Linked DNA regions of Homo sapiens: all the other regions are linked to region 5. Evidence: chromatin loops called from intact Hi-C (ENCODE). Cell type or tissue: heart left ventricle. All regions are shown on one strand. Links, peaks and the distances in the headings refer to the core of each region. The heading gives the core; the rest is flanking DNA.

Region 1 (6,048 bases), core at 471-5,470, 350 kb before region 5:
CAGCACAATTTTTAAAGTACCAGACCTGGCTTCTTTCACCAAGTAACTTGATTAAAAACAAAAACAAAAACAAACACTTTCATTCACAAAATTAGACATTCCAACTATATTTCGGGGCAGACAAAAATCGACAAAGAGAAAATGATCTATAAAATAATACTTAATTTTATATTGCCTTAGAATTTGACTATCCATATTATGGATATTTTGCATGCTGAAACCCACAGCTCAGTCGTCACATATCCTTCTGCTTCCCAGCTGGTGTGTGTTCACAGGGAATGCAAAGTAAATTTCTTGTAGCCTTGAACACTATATAATTAGAAAGAAAAATCTGCTGCCAGAAGGAAAAAAATATCCTGTATAATGCACTCCCAGGCCAAATATAGAAGATTGCTGGTCTTTCCACTGTTTTGGCTTATATATACTTCCAGGGAAGAGCACTAACAGTGATAACTGCAGGTAAATTTAGAGAGTGTCATTTAAAATATTTTTAGATGTCATCTGTGTTCAGAAGTCTCCATTGCTGTTTGTTACCTTCATGTCTATTTCAGTGCCATGGATTTGTTGTGCCACTGTTTTGATGATTCCAATGACAATATCCTGAAGTCCTTCTCTCTCTGAGTAGTAGTGCAAAATGAGTCCTTTGCCCTTTTCTGCATCAGTGCACCTAAAGGAAGGTGCACGCATTCCTGGGTAGATGGTAGCAAGGTGGTCGTGCAGAGCATCAAGGTTCTGCAGCAAAGAAGAAAGGGAGACCAATAAACAATGCTTTCGCAATGACAGCAGACTCTGGGAAAGCAAGATATGAAAACGAGTCAAATCGGAGTCTAGTGGGCAGATCAGCGAAGCAGCACATGTAGCACATCCTTCACTCCACTGAGATATCTGTAAAGCAAGTGCCACAGAGAAAATGAAACTAAGATAGTAGAATTAAGAAAAATATCTGCAGCTATGAATAGTTAGTACATTTTAAGAAAAGATAAACAAGTGGGATTAAAAAGGATGGCTAAAACAGAAAAAAACATAGTTAAGGGCTAAGGCAAAGATACATTTACAAGAGCTTGGGGCAGCTGTTTCTACGTGTTGTGATCAACAACAGGGAATGGCCAAAGGACTCACACATTTCCCTTCTGTTTATACTGCAATTCTAAAACTTAATTGTCAACTCAAAAAACTATGCCCAAATTATAAGCATATAAAACATAAGCATATTATTTTGTGATTTCTATTTAACTATTCTAATATCTTAGAAATTAAAAATCTATTTTAGAAACTAAAACAATGTAATTTCTTCATGTTCTTTAGTATGCTATCATCAAGGTGGAGTTTCATAGCTAATCTGTGAAATAACTACATTTTGAAAGTCTAGGAAAACTAATAAATTGGCCAATAAATATTTTCTGTTTTTGTAGCCTTGCCATTAGTTTGGAAGATGCCACGTTTCCCTGAGTCTCAGATTACTAATATACAAAACTAATTGGTGTAAAGAGTACTAGAAGAAACGGTGTAAGCTATACATTTTATGTGGCCCAAGATGATTTTTCAAATAACACTCAGTTCATAACATGTTGGGGTGTGTGTGTGTGTGCTGCACATATATAGTAGGATATACACACAGCACAGCATGGTATAGGAATTAAGAGCAATATGACTTAGGATCAAGTAGACATGGGTTTAAATAATGACTGTCATTTCATAGGAAGGTAGCCAATTCGCCCAATTTTTCTAAGACTTTATTTCTTCTGGCAAAATGGAGATAACTTTAAACATGTATATAAAGCACTTAGCACATTTCAGACGAGGCTGAAAAAACAACTGTCTCTGAAAGATTCCCTTGCCTTAATCCCTGTGAATATGTTGTATCGCATGGTGAAAGGGATTTTGCAGATGTGATGAGGGTTATGGACCTTGAGTTGGGAAGATTATCCTGGATTATCCAGGTGAGCCCAACCTAGTCACATGGGTGACTGTGCACTTAAAAGTCAAGAAGCTTTCCCTGCTACATGGTGACAGAGAGATGTGCAATGACAAAAGGTCAAAGAGATGGGAGTATGAGAAGGATTCAACACCATGCGACTGGTTCTGAGATGTAGGAGACTGTTGAAGGACTGGAGAGAGGTCTCCAGGACTTTAGGGCAGCTGCCTGCTGACAGTCAAGGAAACTGGGTCCTCAGCCCTATAACTGCATGGAACTGAATTCTGTCAATACTTGAATGAGGAAGAAAACAATTATCCCCAAAAGCCAACATAAAGAAACACAGTCCCGTCCCACCAGCACAGCACGCTGAATATAGTCCAGTAAGACCTGCAATGGACTTCCAACTTATGAAACCATAGGGTAATAAATTTGTGTTAAGCACTTAAGTTTGTGGTCATTTGTTATGGTAGCAATAAAAAACAAATACACCAAGCAAGTAGTAATCTATTCACAACTGGTGATTATTTTTAAAGAGAAGAAAAGAAAAACAACAAAACAGTTTCAAAATGTCATGGGCATAAAAGAACATACCTAAAATGAAAGTACTGGAGATATGCCAAAATTAAACTATGGCTTTCATTCCAAATGTCTCAAAGAGGTCAATTTAGAAAAACAGAAAAATCCAGTGAGATTACTGGGAGGAAACTACGGTGAGAATGAGATGATTCCGCGGGTGTCCACATTTGAGCAATACTCTAACAGGACACTTACAGCATTAATTTTCTGTCCCTTCCACACATCCACTCAATCATGCATTCACTCTATAATGTTATTGTATGTGCATTATATATCATACACTGTGTCATGTGGGCTTGGGTGCAGGGTAGATGTTTGGATGCAGATCTGCATGATGAGGATTAAGCAGCTCATGGTTTATATCACAAATGGATGTGTAGAGTGGCTTTTGATGAGCAAATGAGGAAGCCAACAATTCAGACTGAAAGAATGGAGTTAAAAATACTTCAAACTGAAGATGTGATTTGAGCTAGGTCATGAAGTTTGACAATCTAATCCAGATAAATGATTCAATGACCTCCTCAACTCGATAAATCTGGTGACTTTTTGAACCGTCTGCATCTACTGTTTCCTTCCCCACAATTATACCTGATGGAGTCAAGCTAATTCTTAGCAAAAACATCAGTTCATCCGGATTGCCTCTAGAGGCTGCTATTGCCATGTAAAAGTAATCCAATATGGCAGCCACTAAGTATTGAAGAGGTATATATAACCTACAAACCCCGGAGTCCTAAAACTGTTTTACTTGGTTGAATAGTATGAGAGGTTCTTCCAATGATGAATCATTCTCATTAGGACTCTTCCCTTAGAAGGGACGACCTGAGAACTGCTTCATAGCCCTCTCAGACCCCTTATACTTCTACTTATGTTGTGAAACATTTTGTGAAAGAAAATCGGGTGAGAAAAAAAAAATCACTGAGAGAGTTTTATTTTTATCTGCATTTCTCACAAAGTCAAAATTGAGCTTGTGGCTGCATTTAGAAAATGTTTCTAATAGAGTCAGGCCCAGGTACTGTGTTGTTGGCTCACTTAAAAAAGAAATTGAGGCCAGGCGTGCTCTCACACCTGTAATCCCAGCACTTTGGGAGGCGGAGGCAGGCAGATTACTTGAGGTCAGGAGTTCGAGAACCAGCCTGGCCAACATGGTGAAACCCCACATCTACTGAAAATACAAAAATTGGCCAGGCGCGGTGCCTCACACCTGTAATCCCAGCACTTTGGGAGGCCAAGGCGGGCGGATCACAAGGTCAGGAGATCAAGACCATCCTGGCTAACACGGTGAAACCCCGTCTCTACTAAGAGAAAAAAAAAGAAATTAGCAGGGTGTGGCGGTGGGTGCCTGTAATCCCAGCCACTCAGGAGGCTGAGGCAGGAGAATGGCATGAACCCGGGAGGTGGAGCTTGCAGTGAGCCGAAATCTCGCCACTGCACTCCAGCCTGGGCGACAGAGTGAGACTCCATCTCAAAAAAAAAAAAAAAAAAAAAAAAAAGAAAGAAAGAAAATACAAAAATTAGCCAGGCGTGGTGGGGCATGCCTGTAGTCCCAGCTACTTGGGAGGCTGAGGCATGAGAATCGCTTGAACCCAGGAGGTGGAGGTTGCAGTGAGCCCAGATCTCACCACTGCACTCCAGCCTGGGCGACACAGTGAGATTCTGCCTCAAAAAAAAAAAAAAAAAAAAGGAAATTGAACCAAACAATAACTTCAAAAAGGCATTTTAATATTTTTTCTATACAGAATGCTTACATATTTCATAAATCAATGTACCAATGTGCTTATATCATTTTCATACTCATCTTTTTTACTGGATTATTAAAACATTTCTACTTTCACTCAAGCAGATGGCATAAGGCAATAACGACTTGCACCACTTATGTCACTGGCACCACTTATGCTGGGGCAAGTCAGAGAGTGGACACAATCATCCAAGTCAGTACTTCCTGAGTCACTAAAGATAGGCACTGCACCCTCACCAAAGGATACCAAAAACACCAAATGAGAATGTTCACCTTTTCTGTCTTTTTGCAGTAACCAACTCTCCAGAGATTTACTGTGTTATTGAATTTACTATTAGTTAATTGAACAAGTAAAGTGCTCTCCTGAATCATAAAAGATTGAACACCACTTAATGTAATATTGATTTTCTTTAGATAGTATCTAATATAAAAAATACTCTTGGGATTTCTTGAGTTACAACCTTCCTTACTTGGCTTTACTCTTTCAAAATTTAAAGTAATTACCACAGCCAGACTATTACAAGAAATGAGATTAATGATTAAAAGTTATTTTCATTTAAGTACACTTATATTGCTAATAAATGTGTCATCCTCATATACAGGCTACAATTTTTTTTTTTTGCTACAAAAAGATTCTTACAATGGCCAAGAGAAAACCCTTTCTACATTTGATAATGCTATCTAAACAAAGATGATAGTTCATCCACATTGCTCTAACAATGTATTCTGGGGAATAAGAGTTTCATATCAAAACTGATATTCTGTGTTATTTCTAAATATACCCACAGAAGCACTTACAGAAAGTAAAGAGCTGTGTGGCCAATTGCAAAGAAGTATGTCCATATGTATGAAAGTAAAAAAGACACTGAAAAAATGTAAACTCTTACATTGCAGCACAAGTAGATTCCCAGGAAACAATGATGTAAATCTGAAATATGCTTTGATTCATTCTTCTAGGCTTCATAAAATCAAAAAACAGGAAAAATATAGAGAGTAGGTCCATTCATCTATTTTGATATCTTGAGATACCTAAAGGTTTTAATTTAATAATTTCATTTCTTAATGTTCTAATATCATTTTATTGTTTTTCTACAAGCAAATGAATGTGGTTTTTCTACTCAGGAATTCTGCTCCCTGTCAGTCTAGTTTATTTTATCACCTTGCATTTATCATTTATAAAAGAAAAATTAGTTCTGGTATTCTGGGGTACTCTACTGGAATTTCAGACATAGTACACTTCACAGATTTAGAAAACAAAAGACAATTTATCATTCCTTTGAGTAATAAAGTGTCACATTTTTAAAGATCTTGGGATGTTTCAAAATAAATGCACATTTTCTTTTTGTAATATGCATGCCAAAAATAAGTTCTTACATAATTACAGGGGCAAAGTCCCCAGAAGTCAACTACCTGATTTTCCTGTTTCAAGGACATCTAATTAAATTTTTTAAAGGATCCACAGAAATGGGTAAGACCTTGCCTTGAACGTTTTAAAGAAAAACATTTTCAGTATCCAAGAATCCTTGTTTTAGTGGATGGGGAGAAGGGAGTTGTCTGTGTTGAGAATATTACTGCAGTTTAGATCTGCAAGAAATCTTTAAAACCAGTCATTGCAAACCTCTTTTTGTTTTTCAATGAAGGAGGATGAGGTATAGTATTTCCTTTCTTTCTATCCCTCACACCTCTGAAAAATAGGACCAACACCAACATTCTTTAATGAGAGTCATGTAATTTAAAAAATATTTTGTTAAGTTTTATAAGAAAAAAGTCATTTTGGAATTTGAAGATAAAACATTTAAACAAAGTCGACCTAAGTAAA
Region 2 (6,048 bases), core at 656-5,655, 320 kb before region 5:
TCCCCTCTCCCCAGGCAGCAAGATTCTTTTCTGTGGAAAGCAAATGCTCTCCCAGGGAGCATTTAGTAATTACTCAGGGGTATTGGGTTGGAAACCAAGGAGCAGCTTTAATGCCCTCAGTGCAGAGAGTTCAACCATGTTCTCTAGCCCAGACACTAAACCACACCCAAGATCAGCTGGGGTCCACCAAAAGATGCTTAGACAAATAAAGAATCAACACTAACACCTGGATTACCAACACCAGTGTGACTAACACTTTTTCCCTTGCAGGGGCATAACCTTGAGGCAATTTTATTTAAGAAAAGACCAATATAACTTGTTTCATTTTTACCAGAAAAATTGTGTTGTGGATGATTGGAATTTTTATCCTTTAGACAAATTATGAATACTGTTGGAAGCTACTTAAAGATAAATTAGTAAGTTAATAAATAATTTTTTAAAGTAGAATGGAACAATATTCTCAGCTTGATTTTGCAGAGTTAAATTCTCGTCAATTGAATCTTTACATATTTGGACTTCCTCTGGGAAAATATAAGCAATATAAACAAATCTCTGGATAATTTTAACTTTTTAAAATGTCTGATACATTACTCTATAAAGTATTATTTTTCATCTCTGTATTTAACAGTGATCTAAACTGATAATGGCTAGGATATACAATCTAAATCTGGTTAAATTACATAATGACTGTTTAATCATAATAGCCATCTTTTATTCTGCTCTAAAAATTCTAAGCATATTCATTGTCATAGCATATCTACCAGCAAATTTGGGAATTTCTATCTTACAGATGCAAAAGCATCATATGGAGAATATATATATATATAGCATTTATAAATTTACAAAGGAAGTGGCTTAAAAATAATTCGGTAGTTAAGTTATACTGTTAACAATCTTTTTTTGATGTCTGCCTTGTTGATATCTGTCTACTAAGCAAAATAAAAATTATAATGGTATTAAGATGGCCAGAAAATTCAAATCCTAAAGTAACTTTTGGTGCCTATGTTCTCATTGGATTCAACCACATACTTGCCAAATCTCGGCTTCTGTTTATAATATGTAGGTAATATGCCCTGTGGATAATACAAATGGTTTCTGAAACATGAAAGAAACGCTCAGTGATACAGATCCAGGGGAAAGAAAAGTTACATTTTCGTGCTTAATATATAACCCTGGTCATTTCTATGGAAACAGATCGTTATGAGAAATCACCATCATGTAACTGCATAATAAGGCCTGTTAGAATTGATTGCTAATAATTGTAATGTGCTTAGGGAAAAACAGCATGGAAGCCTCACCTACCTGAGACAACAAAATGAAATCACTAAGTACAGGAAATCAGAGTGAATAATAACAGTGTATTCCCATCTGCCCACCCAGGAAACCCTTCCTTCCACCTTTGTTACAATGTGATAGTCTGACTGTTGCTCTAATATGAAAATCCATAAATAGGGTTTTGGAGTAGCTAGTTGGTGGTGGTCAGCTGTACCATAAGTTAAATGCAAATTTTTTGAGAGTGAGAGGAAAAAGGAGAGACAACTTTATTAGAGTGAAATAGTCAACCTGCCTGCAGACATGCTGACCCATCAGTCATTCCAACAGGTTTAAACTCTCAGGTGGGTGTGGTATTTCCGTTCACATCCCCAGTACTGGGCTCAAAGCTCCAGGACTGAAAGTAGAATGCCTCCTAGAACTGTTAAGTCTTCAACACAGTAGAAAAAAACGGGGGATAGGGGTTGGGGCGGGGGGGGTGGGCAGTGGGATTTGGGGAAAACAAAAAACTTCCAATTTTCACTTTATTTAAAAATGAATAAATGCGCTTAATTCACTGTTGCTCAAGAAATAATCTCCCGCGTGTTTCAGCATACCAAAAAGGCCTAACTTACGCCAGGTGTGTAAATCATAAAGGAGCCAAAGTCTTCCGTTTGTTTCTAAGGCCTCCGGGCGCAGGAACCTCGCGGAGGCCCGTGTGGTCCCTCGGGGCTCTGCACGCGTGGGAGCTGCCCGGCCTGCTGAGCCTGGGAGCGCCGGCAGCGCGTTCCCACGCTCAGGCCGGGTCGGGAAGCCGTGGTGACCCCTAGGGGCTCCTTTCCGCGGTTCTCGCCCTCGCAGCCCCGCCCCAGCCGCCCCTCCCCTCCTGGTTCCAGTCCCGGAGCGTGGGAGCGCAGCTGCAGCGAGCCGGGAGCGAGGCGCGGAGGCACCTCCAAGGATGCGCGCCCGCGACCCGGCCAGCAGGCTGAGGACCAGGCGAGGCGCGGGGGGCCTCCCACACTGGGCGCCGACCTGGGCCACAGCCAGGGTAGCCGGCCACTTACTTGATGTCTTCCCACACCTCGGGGCCGTAATTGCGGATCACCAGCAACTCCAGGGCGTGATTCACAAATCCGTACTGCGGGGACAGGGAGAGACTTGAGCGTCAGGGACCCGCTGTACCTGAGAAGCGGCTTGGGGGCGAGGCTGCTGCCTCTGCTCCCATGGCGCTGGCTTAACCTTTCACCCCGCCCCTGACTCCTCTCCCTTAGGGGTACTATGCACTAAAGGAGTCGGATCGTGGGGGCGCAACCCCCCAATCCCTGGTGGATTCTCCCCGTCACCATCCGCCCCACCCCCACGCTATCTTCCCACCCTCCTCACCTGTCACCGCTCCGGGAGAGGCTGGGCATCGGGGGCAGCGCGGGGACGCGAACCCGGAGCCTTCCCTTCCGCTGGCGCTCAGCCTCCCACACTGGTGGGGCCGGCCAGAGCCGGGAAGACCCCACGCCTCCGCCGCACCTCCCCTTCCCGAGCTCAGGAAGCTGCGGTGTGGAGCGGCAAACCCGCCTGGGAAGCAAAGGCACCGATCGCCCCCGCCACGACTCGCGGCGTTCCCACCTCCCCTGACTGGGCGCGGGCAAGGAGTGAGGCTGCTCCCGTGGCCGGCAGTGAGCGCCCAGGGCCCCCGAGCCAAGCTCCGGCTGCGCGGCCAGTTCCCTCGCTGCCAGGCCGGCCGAGGAGGGGTGAGGTTCGGGCCGCACCCGGCTGAGAGCACTTACCATGGTGTCTGCACCGGGAGCCGGGGAGGCAGCCCCCACGCAGAGGTACGGCCGAAGGGACCCAGGCAGAGGCGGCAGCGGCTACAGCGCAACCGGGCCGGGGAGGCAGCATCGAGCTGGAGCGAGAACAGCCGCCTTGGCCCGCCCTGATTGCCACCTCTTCCCAGCCAATGGCGAGTCGAGCCGCAGGGGGCTGGTCGGTGCTCCCCAGTTCTTCAACCAATCAGGGACAGAGGAGGGAATTCGGATGCTCTCAATGCTGCTGCGCTCCAGTGCCTTCCCGCCCCCGCCTGGTGACAAGGCCTTCATTTGAGGCCATAACAATGACAGTGGAGAAGCCCCAGCCGTGCTCCTTGCATGAATTCTGGAGCAGAGGAAATGCAGCTCTTGTGGACCCACTAAATGTATTATTATTCAGAGATCTGCCCTCAGTGGTTAACACAAGCAAAAGGGAACAGGGCGTGTTTGTTGTGTGAGCGTGTACGTGTGTACTTTGCAATGGACAGACCTTAAAAGGAATATCCTCTGTTGCTGGCATCCTCATGCTTATCTTTGTCTAGCGGAAAAACATTTCCTCTGTGGCTTGGTCCCACAACAGTTTATGGCAAATTTAAAGCTGGTAATATTGAGAAAAACATATTTTCACTTCTAGTCAATGAGACTAGTTGAGTGAAGCACCAAAAATTTTCAGTAATGTAGTTTGGTGGACGTTATGTTAAATCCAGTCCTGCCCTTTACTAAACTGTACAAGATCCAGCGATATTCTAGGCTTGATCCCTGTGGGACACCTTTCCCTACACCATGTCCGGGAGCCATAATTCCAGGGAGTTTGTAACCCTCTAGAGCGGGCCTCTGTTGCTGTTTCTTAGCAACAGACGAACTGGAAAATGACCAGTACAAAATGCACAGACTTTAACTACTCTACCTCCAGCTTACATTCTACCAGGCCCTTAGGTTAGTTAATGCTCTGAGTCCTGCCATAGAGAGAAGATGAGAGGAACAGGAAGTGGCAGCTTATTAAAGCTGTTTGTACCTGAGGTATATGGACTCCAGTTGACTTTTAGGGCAAGGTCAAAAGTGAGGTCACCAGTCTCAAGTGGACCTGAGAAGCCAGATGGTATTTTAAGATGTGCATATTTTGTTGTGAGAACAGTCTCAATATGGTTAGAGAAAAATGTCAAAACAATAAGATTGTGCTGACATCAGCACCGAGAGAGCTATGATGAAGGAAACTGATACAGAAATAGTGGCATGTAGCAAACAAACAAAACAACAAATTACTTTAAAAATTTCCATTATTGGTGGAATGAGTAAATAGATTACAGCCTTTCATACAATCTAACACCTTGTTTTAAACAACTATTAAAACATTAATCATTATTTAACAACAATTAACCACTAATTTTGAACCATTAAAATGGCACATTAAACAACCATGAAAAAGCAGGAGGGTGACTAGAAAATGATGATGCAGAAAAGTATTGTCAGGTTTACAAAACACCACAAGAATGTAATCATTTTCCATTTTTTAGAGTTAGTATACAGTAAGGTGCTATGTGGGTAATAACACAGGCACATACATGTTGCTGTAAGAATAATGGTTTGGGAGGAAACACAGGAAGTGTTGATATGGCTATCGTCTGTAATTAGAACCAGTGGCTGGAATGGCCATGACTCTTACTTTTTATAACTTTCTGTATCTTTTGATTATTTTTCTACACAGATGAATTTTCTTTACTGTTACATAACTGAATTTTTTTTAACTTTTATTTTAGTTTCAGGGGCACATATGCAGGTTTGTTATATAGGCCAATTACATGTCTTGGGGGTTTGGTGTACAGATTACTTTGTCACCCAAGCACTAAGCATGGTACCCAACAAATAGTTTTTTGATCCTCACCCTCTTCCCACCTTCCATCCTCAAGTAGGCCCCAGTGGTCATTGTCCCCTTCTTTGTGTTCATGTGTACTCCGTGTTTAGCTCCCACTTGCAAGTGAGAACATGTGGTATTTGGTTTTCTGTTTCTGTTAATTTACATAGGATAATAGTCTCCAGCTCCGTCCATGTTGATGCAAAGGACATGATCTCATTCTTTTTGATGTCTGCATAGTATTCCATGGTATATATGTACCACATTCTCTATCCAGTCTACCACTGATGGACATCTAGATTGAGTCCATGTCTTTGCATATAGTGAATTCACATATTAATTCACATATATTCACAAGTATTCATTTTGTGAATAGTTTATTTCATTCCATGTGACTAGTGCTGTGATGAACGTATATGCATGCATGTGCCTTTATGGTAGAATGATTTATACTCCTTTGGGTATATACTCAATAATGAGATTGCTGGGTCAAATGATGTTTCTGTTTTAAGTTCTTTGCGAAATCACCAAACTGCTTTCCACAATGGCTGAACTAATTTACATTCTCACCAGCACTATATAAGAGTTCCCTTTTCTCTATAACCTTGCCAGAATCTGTTGTTATTTGACTTTTTAATAATATACATAAAATAACTTTTAACTTGCTAAAAAAACTTAAAAAAAAAAACTATGTCTCTTATCTGTTCACCTTTGAGCAGCAATGGACCCATGCTCTCTGGTTTACGGTGTGTTGTGGTGTCCTCCACCTTAAACTTTACATAGGCAAAAGATAAGGAGATTGAATTGTTCTCTGGGAATGAAAAATGAGGAAAGCTCACTTAGAGAAAGATATGAGAGGAAATGAATAATGAGCATTTCTGCCAATGTCCCTTTCTCTCTGTCTCTTTCTCTCTATTTCAGTTCTTCTACCCTCACTTTCCCTTTTGTCCAATAACTTTTTGCACTTGTTGTTGTTTTTGTCCAACACATTTTTGCATTTGTAAATGTTTTTACTGTTTTATTTTCCAATTGTCTTATATTCATTCTGAATCTAAAAGAAGTTCTAGACACTAAACATTTACTGACTTTTGTTTGGCCTACAAGATATTACACAGGCTGTGATGTTCAGGGACAGAAGGATGCCTG
Region 3 (6,048 bases), core at 598-5,597, 70 kb before region 5:
AATGAGTTAATATACATAAAGCACTGAGCATAGTGCCCAGACCTAGCAATGTCCAATGTCAGTTATTACTAGCAGTCGGTGTGATAGCTTTTCTTACTACCTTTTTTGATCTACATAAAATCTCTCTCTAATTTTGGAAGAGTTTACCTCTTTTTCAAGCCAAAGCATTGCTGTTATTGTTTTCAGAGCACTTAAATCCATCTTTCTGTGAGCAATCATTTAATATTATTGTCCAGAATTTTCCTTACAGTGAGGAAACTACCCTTTGGTTGCAAGTCGCTGCTGACTCTGTGCCCTCTCCTGCCCAAACAGGAATTGAGCACACTCTGCTCTCCTCTGAAGTTCCACTGTCCACTCAGAATCCAGACTAAAAGAGACCTCACGCTGCAGTAAGTGGCTCTGATGGTAGGCCAGGATAAGGGAATAATTATATATGATTTTCATTCTAATTTTGTGCCTACAGGGGAGCCCTGCTCAATGCAACTGTTAAACTGTGTTCGTTTTCTTCCTCAAATGGCTTAAGTCAAGTTCATTTTCTGAGGGCTGCCTAGACTACTTCTCTGAGTTTCACATTTTATATTTAACTCTCAACTGGTCATCTCTATCTAGATGTCCAACAAGTGCTTCCTATCCAGTGTGTCCCAAATTGACTCATCATCCTTCCTCTAAAAATACCTCATCTTCTGGCATCTTCTGTCTCAGTTACCCAAGCTAGAATTTTTGACAGCTGTCTCTTCCTCCCACCCTACACTGAACCTTAAACTTCTTCCCAGCTATTCTAGGATAGTCCAGATTTCAAATATTCTGCCCAACTTTCCATAATTTATAAGCGGTCTAAACTGCTCAACTGAGCTTCAAGACTGTAAATTTGCAATAGAGCCATTATGTAAAGCTCTGGGATTTCTCTCCATTGTTGCTCAGTTCAGAGAACATTGATTCTGATATTTGACCATAGGTTCTATGTATTTTATGATATAGTGTGTAAATCAATGAATTCCTGAAGATAAAATCATAATGTAAAACCTAAATGCTAAAAAACACAGTACCCTGAAATCAATGGCTCATAGTTAAAGCGAAATCAAATTTACATGTCCATGGAAATCTGGTAAATTTGATTTGGTTTGTGTGTTCAATAGGAAAGGACATATGAAAAGAACATATGCACTGTCTGCACAACATAGTGAGACTGTCTCTACAAAAAATAAAATTAGCCAGGCACGGTGGTGTGTGCCTGTAGTCCCAGCTACTCCAGAGGCTGAGACTGGAGGATCACTTAAGTCCATGAGTTCCAGGCTTCAGTGAGCTGTGGTTGCCCCACTCCACTCCAGCCTGGGCTACAGAACAAGACTCTGTCTCCAAAAAAAAAAAAATGCAAAGAACATGGCATTTGCCATGACACTCAGTTTATTCAGGTTAAGTGAAGACTTTGCATAGTTTTTTTGTTTGTTTGTTTGTTTTGCATTTTCTTTCTTTTCTCCTTCATTCTTTGACCCTGTAAAGTACCAAGATGGGAAAAAACTTTAAGTAATATTCTTTAATTTCCATTAAAGTCCTTAAATAAAATATTACCAAAGACCAAAAAGCCTGACATTTCCTAGCAATGCATAGGCATTTAGCTGAAAAAAGAACAATAGCAAAAAATACAAAAAATAGTAATTGTCTATTCCAAGTCTATCCTCTAGATGAGAGATTTGGGCCAAGATTCACTTTTGACTTTCCAATGACCAAGACAAAACAAAGGAAACCAGATTAATTATTTGTGTTGCTTTCATGCTCACCATTTATAACTACAGATAAAGCAAGATTTTAGCATATTCATTGTCCCTCTTTGCCATTTTAAACCTTGTAAATCAACATTAATATTATTTAAGAAGGTCAAAATGGTGATGGAAGAAGCCATTCTCATTTTTTTTAAGTCTGAGCATTGGGTGTGGGGTGCAGCTGTGACAGGCACACATGTTCCCAGGGGTCTTGTTTTACTACTGAGAGATACAAGGACGTTCAAGCTCTTAACCTTTCTCCTCACATTCTCAAAAAATGCAGTAAAAAATAAAATAAATGTAATTTTAAAATGAGTGTGGTTGTGCTTCATGGCAGGCAGTGGTGTGTGAGTGTGAGTGTGAGTGTGTGTGAGTGTGAGTGTGCGTGTGTGCGCATACACGTGCATGTTTAACATCTCTACCTAATGTGAGAGCTGGACATTCAATCTAGCTATCCTGTGCTAATTACTTGTGCAGATGGAGAAAAAAAAAGTTCAAGTTAATTTAAGAGAAATTAGCGTCATTGTGTAGAATGAAACAGAACTTTCAAAGTTTTTAACATTGTTTTTTCCATGATTCCTTGTATGAGGCAAGCAAATCACCATCAACAAAATGTTTCCCATGAGGAAACCCGGTCAAAGAGGTCAAATAATTCCTCCTGAATCCCATAACTCTGAGGCAGCGCATTGGTTCAAATATCAGAAAACCTGGCACTAAGTCTTTCCGTATTTCCACCCGACAGTCTTGTGTTTTGGAAGCAACTCATTTAACCTTATCTGAATCACCACCAAAGTGCCTAAAACCTGCAAGATGATAAGGGCTTGCAAAATTTAAATAAATCACAGCCCAGAAAAACAGCCACACTTTGTCAAACCATCAAATAGTTGGCAGCTCTTTCTTTCCTTTTAGGGGTTTTCTTGTTGGAGTTGACACTCTGGTTAGAGTAGATTCTAAAATGGTTAGACTTATACAACTTTGTTGTAGTACTCACTCAGAAGAACTACTGCCAACAGAATTATTCCAAAAATGCTAGTCAAGTACAATTCCAGTTAGAAATAAAGGATACCCAAATGTGTGAAGTGTGACAAGTTGGTTTTAGTAAACAGGGTCTATGGACCTAAAGTAAAGCCCCATCACCTCCAGAAGATGACCTATTGAACAAAGACTAATTATGCACCTTTCTGCATGCTTCAGGCCTAAGGAGATTCCTGGCATATAGGAGAAGTGGGATAACTCTGAGAAAAAGTTTTGCTGGAGCATGCCTAACCTGGGACTACAGTTCTCGGGGAAAAATTTCTTTTGCATCCTCCATGGTAGGCACCTTGTTCTTTCATCCTTTTCCTCTCTCCCTGGCCATGTTCATCCATGTTTCCTGTATGCAAAGACAAAATTAAACACACCTAAAAATAGAAAGGCACAGGCACAGAACTATCAGAATGGATGCCCTACAGTTAAAATGGTGTTGACAGTGAACAGCCAGCACCACTCTCTGGGTGAACATCAGCCCTTCATTTCCTATGAGAAAAAAATTGTCAGAACTACTTGTCCTAGACACAAGTTTTTCATGCCTTTGAAATAGCTGAGGCTGTGTTTCTTTTGAAGCTCATGGATATACTTGAGAGAGTCCATTGACAATGTGAACTTCATTGCAAAATTATGTATGTGCATTTTTCTGAAGAAAAAAACACTGTAATTTCCATGAGATTCTAGTAAAAAAAGAGCCCATGACTCAGAAAAGTTAAGGAGTACTATTTATTTGGGTTAAAATGATAAATAAATCAGTACACTAAAATGCTAGAGAGCAGAGTAGACTCATTCCCCAACAGGGTACTATTTAATTCCCTAACGGGTTATATAATTGATGTAGCACAGGAGTCTTTTAAAGACCAAAGGAAACAACCTCTATTTATGTAAATTTATAGGATGGACCCTAACACTTCAGGAGAGCTGCCTTTTCAGGAGTGTCTCTGGTGACAGGGAGATCCATTAGTCTTGAAAAATATTCTCAGCCTGTTCATGTCACTCAATGATTTAAATTTAATAATAACTTGATGATGTATAAATGCATCTTCCACCCCAGAGTTTTACTGGTAATTGAGAATGAATTTATTAAATTGGCCCCTGAGAGGTTTCTGTTGAGAAAGGATGACTTTAGCAAGATCACGGTGAGGACCATGATGAAGAAGGGAAAGGACCCAGAAAGGACTCAAATCTCCCTAGCAGGTGACTGACATCATTTCTCTTCCATGGAGAACCTCAGCAATGATTAAGAGCACATCCATGGTAATCTAGTGCAGTCCTTCTGTGTCTTGCATGAGTCACGTCGTTACAGAACAGAAAAGTTTGGGGTTCTAAAGTGACCTTCACTGACTTCTTTGTCAAAGACAGGTACTTTCTTCTGGGAAGCTGGAGTGAACGAGCCTGTGTGGTTTGAGGTCAGAGCCCACATACTGCTGCCTGTTCCTATTTCTAGGATATGCAGAGAAAATCTATGGAAGAAGAAAGCATTTATGATGATGAAAACCATTAGAAGGAGAGCAGTTTCTTGAAAATTAATCCTAGAACTCATGTAGTCACAATTGAAAAGCTTCTATCACCAATTACAGTCTGATTGGATTAAGACTCAGAAAGATGTAACTTTTAGCTTACTCTTACCCATTTCTTAGAAGTGTCATTCTGAAGGCAATCAATAGCACTTCTGGTCTAAAACCCTAGAAGGCAGCTCTTCCTCCTCATTCTACTAAATGATGTCAGGAAGTCAGTCATTTCTATTACCCAAAGAGATTCCTATCTGTGGTTGGCTCATACCGATATTCACTAGGCACAGCACTTTACGGCTCCCTTTCACTGATTCTATTGTTTTCCTCCCTGCAGAGAGAAGACCTTTTTCTTTTATCAATTATTTTAAAATAGTATCTAATTCATTTCAATATTAATGAACCTCTGGATCAGATAAAAAATTTTCCTAACTTTTAAAGGGGTCAAATTAATTTTCTTCATGTCACTAAGAAACAAAAGCAAACAAACAAACAACAATAACAGCAAACCAAGCAACTAATAAAAATTGGGTGGAATACAACTGGGTCCTAGACTGAGTCTTCACTGGTATTACAGTAACACTGCTAACTGTTTTCAACAAGTCTTTTAAAACTAATCTCTTGTATTCATCTGCAGTGAGGTAAAATATCAGAACAGTGTTGGGGAATGCTTAAATCTAAAAAGGAAGGATGCAATTTGCTAATACTTGCTATGTAAGAGACACTTTGTTGTGTGCTTCGTATGTATTATTTTCATTTATACCTACAGAAAACCCCATCTTACATAGAGAAAACTGAAGTTCAGGGATGAGCTTAACCTGCTCAGAGTCTCAATTGGCGGGCTTTGAAGAAAAGATTTAAACACAAATGCTTGAGTCCAGTAACACTGTGTAAAACCTCTGCTCTCACACAATAGCTTTTGAAATATCAGACAAAAGCTGAGGAACCTAAATCAAGATATTTTGTAAGATGCTTTAATTAGCAAGACTAAAATCAGGTCAATAAAATATATATATATATTTAATGCTGAAAGTGAGATATGGAATAAAAACAAACAACCAAAATGTGCAACGTTTTTCTGGAGTCTGGCTGAATCCGAAAGGTTGTTTAGTGGCTTTCTTTGTTTGTAGTTGTTTTCTCTGTGAAAGACAAATTTTTTGTAGTCTAGCATTTACATCTCATTTTTGATCTACCAACAACAGCTTGTCTTTTTACCCTTCTGTCCTTGAAAATGTTCTTCAAGGCCCAGCATCTTTTTCAAAATCTGTCTCTTAATTTGTAGCTCAAATGCAGAAGCAAAACTTACCCTTGAGACAACATTCAGAGCCATTTCTTAATTTAGGGCATGAGTCAGAATCCAGCAGAGCCATCCATGATTCTACAGTACACAATTCAATTTTTGGCATCAGACCAGCAAGACTCATAAAAATAATGAGAAATAATAATTCTTCTAAAATCTCATAAAACTGAAAAAGACTTCAAAACTCAAAAATTCTTATTACAATTATGGACATCAATGGATTCAATTATGACATTGTACAGGGAACTTTTCATTTTTATCCAAACAGTTTCAATAATTAAATCATATTTTTTCATGTTTCCTGACACTTGCTGTTACCAACAGTGCACTAATCTCTATAAAGGGCCAAAGAAATCAAGGATAATGATCTCCTACTGCTAATTCACAGGAAGGTTTGCAATTTTTACTTTAAAACGTTGTAGGAAGTAAATTGCAGATTTGCCATCACTAA
Region 4 (6,048 bases), core at 729-5,728, 87 kb before region 5:
TGGGATTGCTAGCAGTTACAGCAATAAAAGAGCTGTTTGTTGTCTTTCCATTTGGAAAATGGTTGGTGGGAGCAAGGGAAGCACTCAGGAAGCAACCGGGTTTGCTAACATAAACCACACTCGAGCATTTCTGTCCAGAGTTTATACACTAACCAGGGATGAACCAGCTGAGAATTGTGGGAACATGCTGTATATACTCACAGATACGAGCAGCCCAAGTGTGAATTGTCCTGTGTTTTCAATATTTCAGTAACAGTAATAAATATGAAGTCAATGATGAGGAGATAGAGCTGTGGAAGATATGCGAATAGATTTCATCTGTATTTCCTGAGTATTATTGTTTCCATTGTTTATCCATAACTTTATTTGAATAAAAATGGGCTATTATAAGAACATAAAACTTGAGGTCTTCCATGTTTCCATTCAACAAATACCTTAGGGCCCATTTTGTGAAGTATCCTTTCTTGAAGGGTGACTAAGATGAGTCATACATAGTCTCTGGCTTCATGGAAATTTCAGTCTAGTAGAAGTGGAAGAAAGGCAGGTGCATATCTACTTGTTTGTACCAAGCACACAGTCCATATAAATCATCAGGCCAGGCAGTGAGGATACAACAGCAGCTAATAATAACACAAAATGCCACACAATGTGTGGTTTGAAACAAGAGAAATCCACTCTCTCATGGTTCTGGAGACTAGTAGTTGGAAATCAACATGTTGATAGGACCATGCTCCCTCTGAAGCCTCCAGTGAAGGATCCTTCCTTGCCTCTACCAGGCTCTGGTAGCCCCAGGGGTTCCTTGACTTGTGGCAACATAGCCCTGATCTCTGCCTCTGTCTTCACATGGCTGTCTTCCTTATGTGTTTGCATTTTCACATCATCCTCCTCTAAAGACACCAATCATATTTGATTAGGGCACACTCGACTTTGGTATGACCTAATCAGAAATAATTACATCAGTACTGACCCTATTTCCAAATAAATTCATATTCCAAGGTACTGGGGGTTAGTACTTCAAAATATCTCTCTGTGGAGGGACATAATTTAACCCATGACATGGAACACTTAGGGAAATATGCTATGTATAAAAGTGGAACAATCACACGTCTGTAGAAAATAATGAGATATAAAAATAAATGAAGACTTGAAAAAGAATTTTGAACAACTTGAGCCTTAGGTGGACAAGGGAGAGGAAGAGACTTGTAATCCTAGTTATCTGGCCCATCATTGGTGGTCACCTTGAAACCAGTCTTGTTCTGAATTTGAGAATGTTGATCTCTCCCCCCACCCACTAAACACTTCTGTACTTCGTTGCCCGTGAAGTCCACAGTAGAAGGGCCTGGGTCCCTGAGCTCCACTATCAGATCTCCCAAACTGGAGGCTGACCTGCTTGAATTCCTGCCAACACTCTGCCTTGAGAATTTCCTAGTTACTTATTTCAGTTAGAACAGGACTGAAATCCAAGTTGCAGCTGTGCTCAGATCTCACCTTAAAGTACTGAAATGCCATCAGTCCTGGGTTCAGTTCTTAGTCCTACATCACTATGTAATAGTCTTTGGAGAAACTTCCTCTGACAGCGCCCCTGTGTTCAGCTTCCTTAGCTTTGCCTACATTTGTGGGTTGGCCAATATGTGGCCCTTCCTTCTATTACTCAGCCCCGGTGTTGGTGGGTGGAAGGGAGAAAACAGATCTGGAAGATGCATTTATTATTACGTGTGGAACAATGGGCAGTCTGGAGAGTACACGTAGAATGGTGGGCAGGCAGTATGATATTACACGGAGCATGGACAGGACTTGGGGGAGTCAGATCAATAGATAATAATTTTGGACTTAAGGTACTGCAAGAGATTCATGTTATCAAAATCAATTAATATAAAAGGTGGGCTTACTTAGGAAGTTTTAGTTTCTAATGAATAAAAACTGAATATGCAATCAATACTACCCAAAAAACCTGCATGCTCAATATAATAGTGCACTTTTAGTTTTCTCCTTTTTAAAGGAAGCACATATCACCTGTTTAAACACTCCAACACAAATGATGTTGCTTGCGGCTTTTCAGAACAACGAGCTAGTTTATTTTGAAAATGGACCATATTATTTATTTGCCAGCAGACAATTTATCTACAGGAAATGATTATACACAAATACTCACAATGGCTTATTCAACAGGAATCCTGTCTTAAAACAGGTATTTCCAGTGGTATTCTTCCATGAATAAATACAATGCCCACTGAAATACAAAGTTCTCACGAATGGCATGGTGCAAACAGGATTCAATAGTACCAATGGGGTTCAGAGTCACTGTGACATTACTTAGCAGAAAGAATCACTTTTGCAAAGCCACCTCCATGAGGTTTGGTTAAGAAACTTGTAATCAGTACCTCAGGTGTTTACTCATCAGTGTTGATTATAATTTTAAAAGATAAAATACACACACCACACTCTATTACATTAAAAAAAGTTTAAACTCTTTTTGTTTCTGAAAATAATAGTATAATTCTTCCCCCTCTAGAATATTTATCATCAAGTTTATTTTCACAAATAAATCACTTAATAAATTGTTTCTCTTTGATTCAACTCGCTTATGAGGTTTTTTCCCTCCATGCTTTAATTTTGAAATATTAAATGACTGTACAAAATGATCAAAAAAATCTGGTCTATTGTTTTATGTGGATACTTTCCAGATTAAAGAACATTTATGGGTTTTTTGGCAATAAAACTTATCTGCTTCTGGAATCCTTGCATTTCCTAGTAAGAGCTGCATTTACTCAACCACTACCATGTTGTTATACTGATAATGAAGTATGCTATGGTCAGAAAACATTTTTCATTTTTATGTTTTGCTAAATATTCACCAACACTGCAAAGTTTTTCTTCATTTGGTTTTCAAAACGCCTGCCTGGAAAAGATAAATTTTTAGGAAGTACGAGAGATAGAAAAAAAAAAAAACTTTAAAGAGTAGATTAAGAAAGATTGTTTCAAGTAAGAAGAGAAACTTGGAGGTCTGCATGATTCATGATGATAACGATAAATAAATCCACCTAGGACAGGTAGAGTACTAAGAAGAATCCAGGAAGTAAAGGCATTCTTAACAAGATCTAAATGTAGTGGTTGATATGCCAAGCCCTGCACATAAATGCTTTGATTTAATTTTTCCTCCAATTTTATGTAGTAGATACCATTATGTTTACTTCGTAGCTATTAAATTGAGAAACAGAATAAATTGCCTAAACTACCACAGCTGGGAAAATTAAGACTTGATTGCCTGCCCCATGACCACTGTGCAATAACGCCCCCTGGAGAAAAGGAGGTTACAAGCCAGATCCTAAGAGCTATAAGATTGTTTAAAATTTTTTGCAGCTTTGGGTGAATAGGGAAAATTACCAGTTAGTTCATGCAGATGTTAGTAGTTTGTTCTCCCTTGGAGAAACACAGAAGTAATAATATTGAATAAAGTCATCATTACTTTGATTTCTATTTAAATATAAATTCTCTCTAAGAAAATAAGTGACAAATAAGAATGCTTATAAATAGGATTTCTTTTTCTTTCTACTTTTTCCCCTTTCTCACTTGCACTTAAGGTGCTGAAAGTGGAGTTCATTGTACTCTTCACTGATATTAGTGGTCTTCATAAGTCCTGTCTCTCTTATTTTCTCTTCATCCTTGTAATGTGTTTAATGAATCCTCTAGGATATAGTCATATCCTTAAGAGATGTGAGAAATTGCTTTCTCACCGTATTTGTCATTGGGTAGACACCACTCTTCATTAAGGAATGCTGGATTGAGCTCCAAAATGTTTCAATTGGTCTGCATTCTCACCAGACATGCCTGAGGATTCCCCTTTCCTTTTGTAATTGCCGAATTTTACTATAATTTAGCTTTCTACATTTGTATAATCTTAGGAGTCAAAAAGGGTATTTAACTGCTCTGGCTACTGGTGATGGTATTCACCATTTTGTACACTTGCTAGCCACTCAAGTTTCCCCTTTGGTACTATCTATGTAAAGACTCAACTGGTTTTTCTATTTGATTTCCCCTTTTTCTCAGTGATATATTTCCCAGCTATCCATTATAAATATATCCTCCTTTATTCTAGTAGCCTTTTAATTTTAGCTATCAAGTTTAGAACATCTAGGGTTTATTTTTGTTTATATTTCGTGTAACTTAATTTTTCTCCATATAATAAAATCTCATACAATTCTCTACTAAATACTCTTTTTATTTCTGTCAATGACAACAGATTTATTTCACCTCTATTATGCTCCAACTTTTGATCCAAACGGTACTTTTGGCCTCAATATTGCATTCCACTTGTCTTTTTGTTTCCATGTCGGAACCACACTATGTATTCCACTTTATTTTGTACCATTAAAATGATGTTGTGACATGTCTTCATACACCTTAGGTTGATTCTCTTTCTTTGCTTTCTTATTTGTAATCTTTGTTTCTCACAGACCTTTGTTTGCCCATATGATCTTTGAATCAGTTTGTTCAGTTCCTCAAAAACTTCTTCTGAAATATTATCAGAAAATGTACTGAATTCATGAGTTAATTTGAGAAGAATGGCATCTCTACAATGTTAAATTTTACCAATCACGAACATTTATGTCTGCATTTATTTAGGATAATTTCTATTTATTTATTTATTTTATTATTATTATTTTTTGAGACGGAGTCTCGCTCTGTCACTCAGGCTGGAGTGCAGTGGCGCGATCTCGGCTCAGTGCAAGCTCCGCCTCCTGGGTTCACGTCATTCTCCTGCCTCAGCCTCCCGAGAAGCTGGGACTCTAGGCACCTGCCACCACGCCTGACTAGTTTTTTGTATTTTTTAGTAGAGATGGGGTTTCACCGTGTTAGTCAGGATGGTCTTGATCTCCTGACCTCGTGATCCACCCGCCTTGGCCTCCCAAAGTGCTGGGATTACAGGGGTGAGCCACCGTGCCCAGCAGGATAATTTTTTAAAAATTTGTGATAGAATCCTTAATACGGATTTTCTTATTTGCTTATTTTATGTAGTAACACACAACAGAGAAGTATACACGTCTATGTGCATAGTTCAATGGATTATCACAAAGCAATCAAATCCATGTAAATCACCATTTAGATCAAACATAGGAATGTTGTCAGCATAGCGCAAGCTTCCTCATACTCCACTATTCCCCAAAAGTAAATGGTGTTTTGACTTCTAATATTCTAGATTCATTTTGTTGATTTTTAATTTTATATAATGGAGTCATATAATATGCAGGTGGTTATGGGGTTACATGTGAGAAAAGCTGTTTACAGAATTCTTCACTTAGCCCAGTGTTTGAATTCATATCGGTGTATCTGTCCTTCTTGGACCCTTGGTCTTTGGCATCAAACGGCATGGAAAGTGGGCTGCTGGAACAGAAATACCCTGACTCATGATGGCATCAACAGCCATTCATTGAAATCCCCAGTGTTAAACTTTGAATATAAATTCACAAATGTATTTTTCTTGATTTGGGATAAAATATAATAAATGACTAGATTGTCTAACGATCCGAAATTTTAAAGTGTTTTCCCTCAAAAAATGTGGAATTATTTAATGAAAGGATGATCTGCCAGATCAGGGAACAGAGTTAAGAGCATTCTTAAGGTTGATACCCTATGATACGGTGCTAACCTTGCCTCCTATTGATGGTAAGGTATAAACAACCCAAAGGCCAAGTGAACTTGGGGCTTTCTCTGCTGAACCATCTTCCATGCACTGTGAAGTTGGTGGAGCCAATGTGAAGGCACCTACACCTCTCTGGCAGGGATGTTAATACTCTCACTTGTGCCAACTAAAGAAAGCGAAATCATTTGCTTTTCTATTTCTTCATAAAATCTTAAACTTTCACCCAACTCTTTCCGTTGCTGTGAAAATGTGTGTTTCTGTCATGAACTGTACAGGCCTTTGAAGAGCAGGCTTTTCCTTTCCCACACAGTATGCTATTAATAGTCCTATTTTAATTGGATGAACTTTCATTTTCATTTTTTCTTTTGAGAAAACCAATCTGTGCTAGTTGTGGAAACAATTATTCA
Region 5 (6,048 bases), core at 560-5,559:
AACAGGCACATCTGTACAAACTATATGCCTTGACCACAAAAATCTTTAACTGAATTTAGTTGTTGCAGAGCCTATGCAGAGTCTCACCCCAAATCCATCTTCACCTCTCCTTCCTGAGCACCCTGCTAGGTAACATTTCCCTTCTTCACTTGCATTTGGTTACAGCCATATGACTGACTCGGTGGAATGTGAACGAAGTCAAGTGCATCTGTCCTCAGCTGGCCCATAAAATCCTCCCCTGCATGCGTTTCTTCTTCTGATTGCCCAGAATGCTGATGACCCACACTTACCTTGGAAGCCTTATTAAGAATGACAGAATGTTCATTATCCTGAGTCTTGAATGACTGTGTGAAGGGCTGCCCCACCAGCCCGTTCACTGATACTACTGCATTACGTGAGCAAGAAAACATTTTCATTATGTTTACACTCTCCCATATTTTTGCATTTACTTGTTGCAGTCAGAGAAGAACCCAGATTTTGTCAATCTTAAGCTTATAGAGTTTGGGAGATCCTCTTTACGAAAAATAATATAAATTACAAACACAAAATTCACAAAAGTGAATTTACTTTAGAATAAGATTTTTAAAATCTCAATAAATTATAGAAACCTTAGGAATTTAAGTTCTTTTCTTCTGATATCTCTATTGGCAATTAGCATGATTTCTTAGGCAAAAATGCTTGTTGGTTGCTTGACTTACTCTTCCCACCTAAAACTCCTTAAAACTTCCAGCATCTCCCAGCTCTCAAAGAGGCCTTGGCAAGGAAAGGACCCTGGAGCTTAACCATCAATAGCTTCACAGTGAATCTGTTTTTGGTTGCATCAATTAGTTTATCCTAATATGAAAATACAAGTCAGGTCTCATAGGTAGGCAGAATGAGAATGGTACGAGCAATGAGGAGAGAGCACAAAACTTAATGGTTGCACAACTAGCAATACCCTCTTAAGGTAAAGGGAGAAAATAGTTGTATTTATTTAAGCTTTACCTTCCATTGACAAAGCAATTTTGCAAATCTTTCTCAAGTTTTTAGTAATTGGTGTTGCTCATATATGTGGCTTACTCAGAGGGCAATGCCTCTACTCCATAATCTATAGGACTTGCCCTTTCAATACTTTTAACTTCAAGGCAGTCAAATTTTAAACCTTTTCCTCGAAATGGAGGAAATTAAGTTGATCTGTTTTCAAGCTTATACTAGAACACATTGTAGGGTCTCTGAAAATGATACTCCAAAATGATGGCCTTAGAAGCAGCTCTCTCTGACCTTCTGCTACCCTCATGGCTCTGGCCTCTCCATTCTCCCCCAGGCCCACCATAAAACCTAGATTCCTTCTTTCCAAGGTGGGTCATAGAAACCAGAGCTCCTTTTCCCCTGGAGCCAGCCATTAAAACCTGAAAATATTATTCTAACCATCACCCACCATTCTGTATAAAAATGGGCCATAAAGAAATTAACTGACCTACCTTTTTTAATTGTAGGTCATAACACCCTCTTTCCATAGAGGGTCCTGCCACACACCAAGGAGGAACGAATGCTGCGCAGTGAGGCCAAGAGGAGTCTAGACAGACAGGCCTTGCTGGGTTTCCCAACTCTATTGGCAGTAGATCATTCTCTTTTTGCCCAATCGTATTTGTACATGGCTGTCCATATTTTGTCGACCCTAAGCATTAAAATGTACAATTCCTCTGTATCTTTGGATCTTCATTCTGAAGGCTCCTGTGTTATGTAAAACTATGATCAATTAAATTTGTATGCCTTTTCTGTTATTAATTTGACTCTTGTCAGTGACTTTTAACACATCTTCAGAAGTTGAAGGTAAAGCTTTCCTTCGGCTCCTACAACAACATAGAAGGCACTTAAAAATATGCATATAGGGTAAAAATGTCCATAGCCTGCAAGCCCTTTCACATTTCCTAGTCTTACATATTTTTAAAAAATATTAGTAAATGCCAACCTAACCTTTAGTGAGATTAACTGATGGTATAAAAATCTTTGTATTATAAGGAGTCATTTTCCTCTTCAATTTTTCATGTGCTATATCTATACATTTTTAAAAGCAATTTTAGGAGTCTAAAATAACACAGCATCAACCCAAATTATGTGATCTAAAATATCCATATTATGATAATAGTCCAATAATACCCCATATTGTTTGAATATCCATGGGGTATATCACAAGGAGTTAGATCTTTCTGTGCTGGGCGAGCCTCGTCTACCGCAGTTCACGATCCTGGTCTCCTCTGGCTGGGCTCCTTTTCGTCAGGGTCTGCAAATGCCCTAACAGCAAATACTCATACACTTAAGAACCTTTAAGAGCTCTGAAAAGCTCTACACTCACTCTAAAATCTAAGAGGAGAAAGCCAACCATCCTCTCAACAAATGTCAGGAATCCATATCTTTCTTCTTCTTGCCTCCCCAGTGAGACCTGACAACAAGGACACAAATCTCCCAATTAAGGCATTTCCTCTGAATCCAGTACTCTCTGCTTTCAGTCCTAAACGCTATGTCCTCAGGGCCGTCTTTCTATTTACCATATGCCAGAAAAAGAGCACAAAGAGGGAATGATAAAATGACAAACTGTGTTTTCCTTTAGAGACCTTTTCCCTAGAAATGGTTCATTAACCAAACAGAGAAACCAATCCACAAAAACCATCCTGAGGTTTTGAATGTTTAACATCCTAGGAGCAGCACTGGGCCACACTGCCCCCTGGAGGTGGTTTGTGGGCATTGTGCAGACTCTGTGTCACTGAAATAAAAGGCACAATGTGTTTCGGATACGCGGAAACTTTTCCTGAGTCATTTGGAAGATTTGTTTTCTTGTTCTCAAGACTTTTTTTTTTTTTTTGGAGTGACAGAAGGAGAAAACATAGGAATTCCTGATATTAATTGAGGGAATGAGAGGCTTTCCCCTAGAACTCAGAGTAAGCATAGAGGGAATAGAACGGGAACACTGTTAAAACTGGAACGTAGATATGTTTTGATTAGGGGTCACTTGTTGTAATAAGGTGTCTGAAAGGTTTTTCATAATGCTGGCACATAAATGCCTAGAATATATTAAAAGGAGGAAGGGAGAGAGGGAAGGAGGGAGGAAGAGAAAATCACAGTACAAAGGGCCAGTCTGAGATGCAAGGTATGGATATTGTGGGCGTTATTTGTTTCAGATTTAAAGTTAGACAACACCTACCCATCCTAACCAACACCCTATCCAGCCTGCTGCCTCACTTTTATTGATACGTGTCCCACCTCAGCATCTTTTACCCCGGTTTCCCAGATCTGGATGGTACGGGAAGGAGATAAATGATAAAGGAAATAACTGTGTCCAACAGCTCCAAGGTGGAAAAAGAATCTGAGAGCTGGTGGGAGAAAAGCAGAAAAAGTTATTCTGTAAGAGAGAAAATTCCTGGAGGGACTCAATCTAAAGAAGGCAGCAAATGGGTGGGGAGCAAATAGGTGGTGAGGATCAGCCCTGTAGAGGTGTCAGCCCAGAACCATGGCAAAAGCCATGGCTGCCAGGGCAGAGGAAGGGCAAAGCTGCCGACAGTGTCTCACATGTACAGATTATGTGTTAGGTAGCCCTTTTCCAAGGGACAACAGAAAGAATTAGCACTGAGCTCAGGAGAGGATCCCAGAAAGAGGAGGACTAATTTTTCTGCATACCACATACTGGCTCAGACTATCTAGATATGGGGTTCTACTGTAAATAGAATCTGTTTACTCTCAATAGCAAGTGACAAAAGAGAAATTTAAGTTTACAAATAATGCTTTTGTAAAAGTTATTTTCCTTCCTTCTTCCTTTCTTTTTCTTGCTTTCTTTCTCTTTCCTTGCTTCTTTCTTTTCTTTCTCCTTTCTTTTCTTTCTCCTTTCTTTTTTCTTTTTCTTGCTCTTTCTTTCTCCTTTTCTTTCTTTCCTTCTCTTTTTTGAGGCAGGGTCTCACCCTGTCACACAGGCTGAAGTACAGTGGCATGATCACGGCATACTGCAGGCTTGACCTCCCTGGCTCAATTGATCCTCCCACCTCAGCCTCTCAAGTAGCTAGGACTACAAGGACGCACCACCACATCTGGCTAATTTTTTTAATTTTTGTAGAGATGGGGGTCTCACCATGTTGCCCAAGCTGGATAAATTATTTTCTTTCAAATTGTTGGCAAAACATTTTAGTATAACAAAAACACTCTTGCTCTTCTTTAATGTTATTTAAAATTTAAGAAAAATCTAAACACAGAGCAACGATAATTATAAAAGAAAACATTATTTTAATATTTAAAAATATTTCATTTTCACTCCAATCAGGAAACAGTTGAGGGGACGGGTGCAGTGGCTCACGCCTATAATCACAGCACTTTGGGAGGCTGAAGCAGGCAGATCACCTGAGGCCAGGAGTTTGAGACCAGCCTGTCTAACATGGTGAAACCTTGTCTCTACTAAAAATACAAAAATTAGCTGGACGTGGTGGCACGGGCCTTATTCCTGGCTACCTGGGAGGCTGAGGCAGGAGAATTACTTGGACCCGGGAGGCAGAGGTTGCAGTGAGCCAAGATCCCGCCACTGCACTCCAGCCTCATTGACAGAGCAAGACTCTGTCTCAAAAAAAAAGGAAACAATTGAGGAATAAATGTGAGTTAGTTGCTTATTGTAATATTAATATAATCAATCTAGGTATATTTGAAGACATAGCACACTTTTGCCATTAAACTTATTACACTGTTATATTTTCATAGCCCAAAGTGTGCCCAGAATTGGTTCCTTCTGGTGGGCTTGCGCTGAGTGTTACAGTTCTTAAAGATTGTGTGTCGGGAGTTTGTTCCTTCGGATGTTCAGATGTATCTGGAGTTTATTCCCTCCGGTGGGTTCGTGGTCCCACTGACTTCAGGAGTGAAGCTGCAGACCTTCGTAGTGAGTGTTACAGCTCTTGAAAGTCGTATGTCCAGAGTTGTTTGTTCCTCCTGGTGGGTTCATGGTCTCACTGACTTCAGGAGTGAAGCCAGAGACCTTCGCAGTGAGTGTTACAGTTCATAAAGGTAGGGCAGACCCTAAGAGTGAGCAGCAGCAAGATTTATTATGCAGCGCAAAAGAAGAAAGCTCCCACAGCGCGGAACAGGACCCCAGCGGGTTGCCGCTGCTGGCTCCTGTGGCCAGCTTTTATTCCCTTATTTGTCCCTGCCCACATCCTGCTGATTGGTCCATTTTACAGAGTGCTGACTGGTCTGTTTTTACAGAGTGCTGACTGGTCTGTTTTTACAGAGTGCTGATTGGTGCACTTACAAACCTTTAGCTAGATGCAGAGCACTGACCGGTGCATTTTTACAGAGTGCTGATTGGTGCATTTATAAACCTTTAGCTAGACAGAAAGTGCTGATTGGTGTGTTTACAATCCTTTAGGAGACAGAAAATTTCTCCAAGTCCCCACCCCACCCAGAAGCCCAGCCGGCTCCACCTCTCAAAAGCACAGAGGGACAAGCCTTACAACTGAATATTGATAAAAATGGAAGAATTTGGGTAAAATATAAATATATTCACATATTTGGGAATAAACTGAGATAGGTTTTACCTTTAATTTTTCCAAACTGATTTTCTAAAAATTACTTTGGTTACCAAAATTTGTATTAAATTAGGAAAACTCCTCTTAGAGTAATTTTCACCAAAACAAAACAAGCAACAGGTTTTTTTAAAAAAGAGGTTCACAAGCTGAGGGTTCCAGATTAAACATTTCAAGATATCCAAACACACACACGTAAAACAAATAATTAACCTTGGAGAAAGTCTAGCCTTAAAAAATTATCTATCTATCTATCTATCTCTCTCTCTATCTATATAGATAGAGAGATAGATAGATATATGCTTCTTTTTAACTAAAATACTATTCAGATATGAGGGATACATTATGGTGTTGCTCAGCAGTTTTGACGTGAATCACACCGGTTAAACTGAATGTCATCCTTGGCAATACGTATAAGCCTGGACTTATCATAAGCCTCATAAAATATTCAGAGGATTTGTTTTTTGATTTGTTTTGTTTCAACTGCTATATTCAGATATCCAAAGAAAAGTTT

What was found. A loop is a pair of places that touch in the nucleus more often than their neighbours do. Peaks named below come from ENCODE experiments on the same cell type or tissue, not always from the same donor. Only the 100,000 strongest peaks of a DNase experiment are listed, where the experiment ranks them.
Region 1: it touches region 5 in a loop (10-fold over the local background); 94 of 110 quality-filtered maps call a loop at or near these places.
Region 2: it touches region 5 in a loop (5-fold over the local background); 6 of 110 quality-filtered maps call a loop at or near these places.
Region 3: a loop joins it to region 5, with 2.3 times the contacts of the local background. A loop is called at or near these places in 13 of 110 quality-filtered maps.
Region 4: a loop joins it to region 5, with 3 times the contacts of the local background. A loop is called at or near these places in 14 of 110 quality-filtered maps.

Annotation. Positions count from the first base shown.
Region 1 is chr4:155,784,398-155,790,445 of GRCh38, reverse strand. GUCY1B1 (guanylate cyclase 1 soluble subunit beta 1) reads right to left here. Exons shown (of 14, transcript NM_000857.5): 5 at 535-732. Among named protein-coding and RNA genes, the nearest start is that of GUCY1B1, 28 kb to the right of the region's middle. In heart left ventricle, for the core only: a CTCF peak has its summit at 3,136; no DNase peak of the experiment used is centred there; H3K4me3 peaks cover 840 bases.
Region 2 is chr4:155,756,128-155,762,175 of GRCh38, reverse strand. GUCY1B1 (guanylate cyclase 1 soluble subunit beta 1) reads right to left here and starts at 3,155. Exons shown (of 14, transcript NM_000857.5): 1 at 3,033-3,155; 2 at 2,316-2,389. The coding sequence starts at 3,035. It overlaps LOC105377506 (a long non-coding RNA gene), which reads left to right and starts at 3,761. Exons shown (of 8, transcript XR_007058484.1): 1 at 3,761-3,986. RefSeq lists silencers at 2,108-2,377, 2,828-2,977. In heart left ventricle, for the core only: CTCF peaks have their summits at 2,093 (motif pointing left) and 3,150; DNase peaks (open chromatin) are centred at 2,115 and 3,195; H3K4me3 peaks cover 2,838 bases; H3K27ac peaks cover 2,183 bases.
Region 3 is chr4:155,509,421-155,515,468 of GRCh38, reverse strand. It overlaps LOC105377505 (a long non-coding RNA gene), which reads right to left. Exons shown (of 3, transcript XR_001741895.2): 2 at 3,028-3,132. Among named protein-coding and RNA genes, the nearest start is that of MAP9, 140 kb to the right of the region's middle. In heart left ventricle, for the core only: no CTCF peak of the experiment used is centred there; no DNase peak of the experiment used is centred there; H3K27ac peaks cover 4,223 bases.
Region 4 is chr4:155,526,636-155,532,683 of GRCh38, reverse strand. No RefSeq gene overlaps it. Among named protein-coding and RNA genes, the nearest start is that of GUCY1A1, 140 kb to the left of the region's middle. In heart left ventricle, for the core only: a CTCF peak has its summit at 3,307 (motif pointing left); no DNase peak of the experiment used is centred there; H3K4me3 peaks cover 183 bases; H3K27ac peaks cover 793 bases.
Region 5 is chr4:155,439,133-155,445,180 of GRCh38, reverse strand. It overlaps LOC105377503 (a long non-coding RNA gene), which reads right to left. Exons shown (of 3, transcript XR_939374.2): 2 at 1,461-1,832. Among named protein-coding and RNA genes, the nearest start is that of MAP9, 65 kb to the right of the region's middle. In heart left ventricle, for the core only: a CTCF peak has its summit at 2,716 (motif pointing left); a DNase peak (open chromatin) is centred at 2,710; H3K4me3 peaks cover 409 bases; H3K27ac peaks cover 703 bases.